Linked DNA regions of Homo sapiens: region 1 is linked to region 2. The links are chromatin contacts, found by Hi-C or POLR2A ChIA-PET in ENCODE. All regions are on one chromosome and are shown on one strand. The core of a region is the stretch at or near the end of the contact, and the rest is flanking DNA. Distances in the headings are between cores, read along the strand shown.

Region 1 (3,256 bases), core at 743-3,242, 1.9 Mb before region 2:
GATCAAAACTATTACCAATTCTATTGCATTCATAGAAACTTGATAAAAAACAATAGGTCAAACTGAACTTTCCTGTAAGTTCTAAAAGTGCTGTAGTAATACTAAAGCAAAACGCAGGAGTTACCATCATTAGCTATCAAATCATATGACTGTATTTCTCCACAATAACACCTTACGTATACCTCTGATGGCACTTTTAGTACAATTATTTGTGGACATACCTGAAATGTTCCCTATTAGATTGTAATGTACTTGAAATCAGGGACTGTTTTTTAGTTATTTTTGTTGCCTTCACAACATCCAGCAGAATGACCTTAACATTACAATTGACACTGGCTAATGAATAATGGATACGGTAGACACAATTACAATCTGAGCTTCAAAAACCAATTGCATAAACACTACTTCAGCTTGAGTTTTAGGAAGAAATAATGAATTAGGATTTTTTTTTTTTAAGTAGCCTAGCAGCTGAGCATAAGGCAGGAGCCAGGAACTCCTTACCTTCTCCACATGATTGACTTATTGCCTAATGATCAATCTCTTTCAATGTCTCTGTACAAGTGAAGTATTAAATGCTTTAGATCAAGAAAACTAGGAGAATAACCTCTGGAAAACTGTATTTCCAGAGGTTAGGGGAAATCTCTTAAAAAGCACAATTGTTAAATCTGAACAAAGGTAAGTCAGTCAAGAGGAGAAATTCACCTACTAAGAAGTGGATAAAGGAAATTTCAGCTACTAAACTCCATTAAGACTGGCAAGCGAATTGATAATTTTCAAGCATACGAAAAGGATGAAAAGTTGACATAGCAGACCTGAAATATATACACAATATCTTCCAAGATTTGTTTGAACAAACTAAAAGCAAGAGACCGTGTTTCTTATTCCACTCTTTCTACACCTCTAAACAGCTCCATACAAACGGCTGGTGAAGAGAACTTCCATACGTAACTGTATGCTACGCTAGGCACATTATATTTTGTTCAACGTCAACTGTAAAACAGATATACCAACACTAATTGATATTAAAATAAGCGCATTTTTAAAGCCCAACAACAAAGTCTTGACCAGCTGAACTACAGCTGACCAATCCTCTCATCCTCACAGAAGCCAGAGCCTTCCTCCATGACCGACATGTTCACGTTCTTAAAACTCAAGAGAAGAGAGTCTCTAGAGTTTTGTGCTAGAACCTCCGTGTTCGGGGGCTTTCCATCACACATAAGGTGAGGGGAGACACTATCAAGGCAAGTAGAGATGGCCTTAATTTGTAAAATGGGGCAAGGCGAAAACGAATCACTTTCTCCCCTGGGGTCACGGCCAAGAGGGCGCGGTCCACGGCAGGGCGTCCGGAAGAAGCCAGTGGGCGCCGGACAAGCCTCAAGGCTCCCCAGGCCGCCTCTGGAGGGTCGAGAAGGGAAAGGAGTGGACTCCTCTCGCCGGGCCGCAATGAGTCACCGCACCCAGGTCTCCCCGCCTTTCCTCCCCAAAGCTGGGCCGGGCGGGGATGTCAGCAGGAACTGCCAAGCCGCCCTTCGAGTTGCGACGTGGAACACAGGCAGGGAGGCCTTGAGGGAAGAACAGTCAACCCACCTGTCAGGTGACTGGATGGGGAAGAGTCCTCCCGCCTGCAACTTCCCGGTAACGTCCCTCGCCTAAGCCCCCAACACCAACTGTAGCCACCACCAGCTCCGCGGCTTTCCAAAGCACACAAAGAGGGATGGGCGGCGGCTGCTACGGCGAGAGCTTAGGGACAAATAGCCTCACCAGAACGAGGTCGCTCCCAGAAATAAAAGGTGGGGCCCTGCTGCGAGGAATTGTAGCCCCTCCGTGACTTACCTGTCGTAAAGCAGAAGCCGGTAGATAAAACAAAGAACCCAGTCAACCCAGGGGCCTTAAGTATTTCCGCTTTGCCAAAAACTGGAAAACTACGCCTAATATTCTCAGGCCAGGAATCCAACTTCCGCCCTCGCCTTACAAACTGACACGATCGAGAAGAACTACAAACCCCGGCAACAAGGAAAACCTGCGTGCGACGAGCAGTGCGTTCTGGGAATTGTGGTCGCTGGGCGTCGCAAGGTGTGCTGGGACATGTAGTGTGTCCCCTCCTTTAGATTTCCCACTCCAAGGCCTTCTTCCGTCGAGAAGCTTCTGTATAAAGTATTCTCGTCTGTTGATCCGTGCCCACAGTGTAGTATGTGTTATAGTGTAAGATCTTTGACCCAATATTGGCGGAATTTTAAGGTCTATTTTCCAGTGGTGAACCTGTGAATCACGCTGCTGCACATTTGGTGAAGACGTGAAGTAGACTGTTTAGGATGTAAAACATTATATATATATATGTACATACATATGTAAGTTTTAGGGAAAGAATGTCTTATATAGGCTTCATGTGGCATCTTAGGCAAAATCTAAATAAAAATATGTCAACTGACATAGCAAATAATTCTTTAGTATTTTGTTGCAGTGTGGTAGCATTTTGGTTTTCTCTCAAACAATTTTAGGAAATAAAGCATTTTGTATTATTGGACTCTCAAACCAAGCTAGAATGTTTTCCACAGTTAGATTTTTAACATACAAAGAAAACAAAAGTTACTGGAACATGAATTTACCTGCAATGTATACATTGACACACCTTTTTAAAGTTTAAATAATTTAAAGCATTATTTGGCAGGAGTTAAAGCTAACACCAAGGTAATATCTTTTCTATGTTCTAGAAAACTGATTGTTCTAGAAGTTCTAGATATTGCCCAAGTCTAGAATGAACCTTTATGATTCAAATTCCAAGTCCTTGGGCTTGTGGTCTTTTTCTTATCTTTCTCTGCCTTATCTGTGGTCTTTTGTGTAGAAAAAAATATTCTAAAAATAAATTTGAGAAAGAAAATCCTTGGCTTTCCACAGCTTTTCCCAATAACCTAACATTCAAAGAGCTTTATAGCTATGTTATTTTTTTACTTCTTTCCTAATAGTTTTCATGTATTAATTTGAAAAAAAATTATTATTGATTGCCTACCATGTGCCAGCAATGGTGATGGGTGTTGTGGTAACAGCTAAAATGGACCAGGCGCAGTGGCTCACACCTGTAATCCCAGCACTTTGGGAGGCCGAGGCAGGCAGATCACCTGAGCTCAGGACTTAGAGACCAGCCTGGGCAACATGGTGAAACCCCGTCTCTACAAAAAATAGAAAAATTAGCAGGGTGTGTGGCATGCGCCTGTAGTCCTAGCTAGTCACGAGGCTGAGGCAGGAGGATGGCTTGCGC
Region 2 (3,150 bases), core at 179-2,678:
TCGGCCTCCCAAAGTGCTGGGATTACAGGTGTGAGCCACCGCGCCCGGCCTCATTTCTTTTAAAATGTAGTCACAACTGACTTACCCAAACCTTGTTACCAAGTTAGACATCATAACTTTAAGGTGAAAAATGTTACAGTTCCTTAGATACTCTATGCTAAGGAACATACGAAAACAAAAATGGGAGAATGTGGTCATACTAACACAACATTAAACTGGGGAGTATGCCTACTAATTTACTAATACATTGGATAGCCAGTTTCCTGTTTCGTATTCCTGACATTAGCACTGCAATGAAAAAAGGAAGCTGTGCTATTAGTTTGCTAGAAATTACAAACCAAGTCTTCTACTTACAAAGTACTTGCCTCCAGGACTCTACTAAGCCACCCAGTCATCCCAACTGTACAAAAGTTATGTGAACAAATCATCGAGAATATTGCCATTAGTTGACTCTAGTTATGAACTGATGTAGGTACACTTCCTGGAAGCATCCCCTGACACACTGCAATTGCATTCGATACCATGGATACACATAGGAAGCACTTGCAACGGGGTACTGTGTGATCCACATCCCCCTAGAGAAATTACTCAATTTTATGCATTGTCTTGTCTATCACAATCTACACTCCTAAGTTACTACCGTGATCTAGGGCCCCCTACAAAGCAAACGATGAAATAAAATAACTATTTAGACCCTGCAAAACCTATTTGGCCTAATTTTGGAACTGCGTTTCATCAGATACTTTTCCAGAATGTACGACTGTAAATGAAATATTACCCACGTTTTCCCGTTTCACACTGAAACCTGATGTGAGCGATGAAGGCCCTAACAGACCAAAAGAGTGACGCTGGTGTACATCTGCGGCCCAAAGTTCTTTGGCCTCCAGTCAGTCCCATAGGCTCCACAGAACCCTCCGGCGTTTACCCCGTGCCCACCTCCCCAGAAACTTTACAGAGATGGCCACAAGCCTTCGGTGAGACTAGAAGGCGGTGGAGGTAAAAAAAAAAAAAAAAAAAAAAGACGCAATGGGGATGAGGGCAGCCACAGTCCCGTCTCTAAGCAACCGCGGAACTGCCTGGGCACCAGCCACGTGCGGGGAACCCCAGGATCCCGCATTCCTCGCGGGGGCAGCCTCGCCGCCGCCCGCGCCCCCTCGGCTCCGCCGCCTCCGGCTGCGGCCCACGCGGCGCTCGGCCTGAACGTGAGGAAGGCGAGGGGCGGACGGACGCCGCGAGAAGCAGTAAAGAACGGAAACGCGCAGTCGCGCACCAGCAAAGCGGACCCTTTTGTAGCTTCTCATTAGCCACCGAGAGTTACTCACCTTTAAGGTTCCGGCCCACAGAAGCCGCGCCACAGGCTCACAAACAGCAACAGCAACGACTCCACCTCCCAGCGCCGCCGGCCAGCCTAAAGCGCTCCAAGAAGATGGGGACCGTCCCGGCAGCTCTTGCGGCCTGGGTGGGCAGGGCCACGGACGAGGTGGAGCGGTCCCTGTGCTCTGAGCATGCGCGGCTGCCGGGGCCTCCCAGGGACCCTGGAGTCCCGCCCTCAATCCCAAACAGATTGGGTTAAAAAGTACTCCAGGTTGTAGGGGAATGGCTGCTAGTTTGTGTTAGTATAAACATTTATTTTTAAGTATTTCTGGACGGCGTCTGTACCCCAGCCCTTCCTTTGGCCCTCCATTCATGTGAAGTGCTTTGGGTTTTTTTTCAGATATTTTCCAAAAATGTGTGTGAATACACACACACATCGTGTTGTAGTAGTTCTCAAAAAAAAAAAAAGGACAAGTGAAATTTAAAAAAAAAATCAAAGATCCATGAAATCTTAGAGTTTTGAAAACAATACAGTACAGCGTGTAAAAACTGGGTGTCTGGAATCAGACTGCCTGCTTCAAATAATGGTCCTCCTGCTGTGAAACTGTGATCTTGGACAAGTTGTTCAACTTCTCTGTTCCTCAGGTATAAATAGGGCCGGTAATAAATACTACCTAGTTCATACAATTGCTGTGAGTATTCAACTTGATGCAATATTGTCAACCTAAAGGGAAAAACTGAGGCAAAATTAATATAAGTAGACAGTTTATTTGAGCCAAGTTTGAGGACTGCCACATGAGAGCATGGATTCAAATTGCCCTGAATATATGCTCTGATTAGCAGCACTTACAAGTAGCTTTTAAAGAAAAAAGAAGAGGCAGTTCCTAAATTGTTTACCGATAACTTACATTACAATAACAAGCTATTGATTGGCTATACATTCTTCTTTGTATCACAAATTCGAAGAACATGAAAATGGATGAAGCAGGTAGTAAGGGACAAAGTGACTTGAAACAATTGCCCCCCAAGCATGGCGACTGATATAGTTTGGTTCTGTGTCCCCACACAAATCTCATCTCGAATTGTAATCCCCATAATCCCCAAGTGTGGAGGGGAGGAACCACACACAGGGTGGGAGGTGACTGGATCATGGGGATGGTTTCCCCCATGCTGTTCTCCTGGTGGTTTTATAGGGCAGTTTTCCCTGCTCTTGCTCGCTCCCTCTCACCTGCCACTGTGTAAGACATGCCTCTTCCCCTTCCACCATGATTGTAAATTTCCTGAGGTCTCCCCAGACATGCGGAACTATGAGTCAATTAAACCTCTTTTCTTTATGAATTACCGAGTCTTGGGTATGTCTTTATTGCAGTATGAGAACTAACTAATACAGGGGTGTAGGGACATGACTGAAGTCCCAAACTCATATCTCTCTGTGCCTGATAAATTCCGCATACCTCACATAGTTCAAACTGCTCTGGGCTCTTTTTTCTTTTCTTAAGGCCAATGAGAAAAAACATATTTAACAGGGTTGTGCTCAGGTAGTTTAAATTCAAATTAATTAGATTATCTTTTATCCACTCAAAGAATATTTATCTACTCTCTATTTTATGCCAGACACAATTGAAACCTTAATTCTTGTTTTGATCAAGTCAGTGAGAATATATGTATTTAACAGAACAAATAATATCAGTGTCAGGGTACTCTCATTCATCCATTCAGCTAACTGTTTATTACATGCCTGTTAATGTCCTGGTATGGAGGCTTAACACTGGGAATAGAAAGAAGAGTCAGAATCTGCCTAGAGACAGAGCCACCTAAACAAATATAACTGCTTCT

What was found. Hi-C counts contacts between places; a loop is a spot of excess contacts on that map. ChIA-PET counts read pairs that join two places held with the same protein, here RNA polymerase II (POLR2A). Pooled maps may share reads with other maps.
Region 1: a map of CD8-positive, alpha-beta T cell shows a loop between it and region 2 (16-fold over the local background). The contact joins the promoter of DYNC1I2 here to the promoter of SSB in region 2. A Hi-C loop is called at or near these places in 1 of 168 maps with a recorded cell type or tissue (CD8-positive, alpha-beta T cell) and 7 of 50 pooled maps. POLR2A ChIA-PET finds 5 or more read pairs at or near these places in 1 of 52 experiments (naive thymus-derived CD8-positive, alpha-beta T cell).

What each region holds. Positions count from the first base shown.
Region 1 is chr2:171,686,205-171,689,460 of GRCh38, reverse strand. DYNC1I2 (dynein cytoplasmic 1 intermediate chain 2) reads right to left here and starts at 1,992. Exons shown (of 18, transcript NM_001378.3): 1 at 1,834-1,992. RefSeq lists an enhancer at 1,822-1,991.
Region 2 is chr2:169,797,149-169,800,298 of GRCh38, reverse strand. It overlaps SSB (small RNA binding exonuclease protection factor La), which reads right to left and starts at 1,428. Exons shown (of 12, transcript NM_003142.5): 1 at 1,323-1,428. RefSeq lists a silencer at 994-1,193 and an enhancer at 1,145-1,645.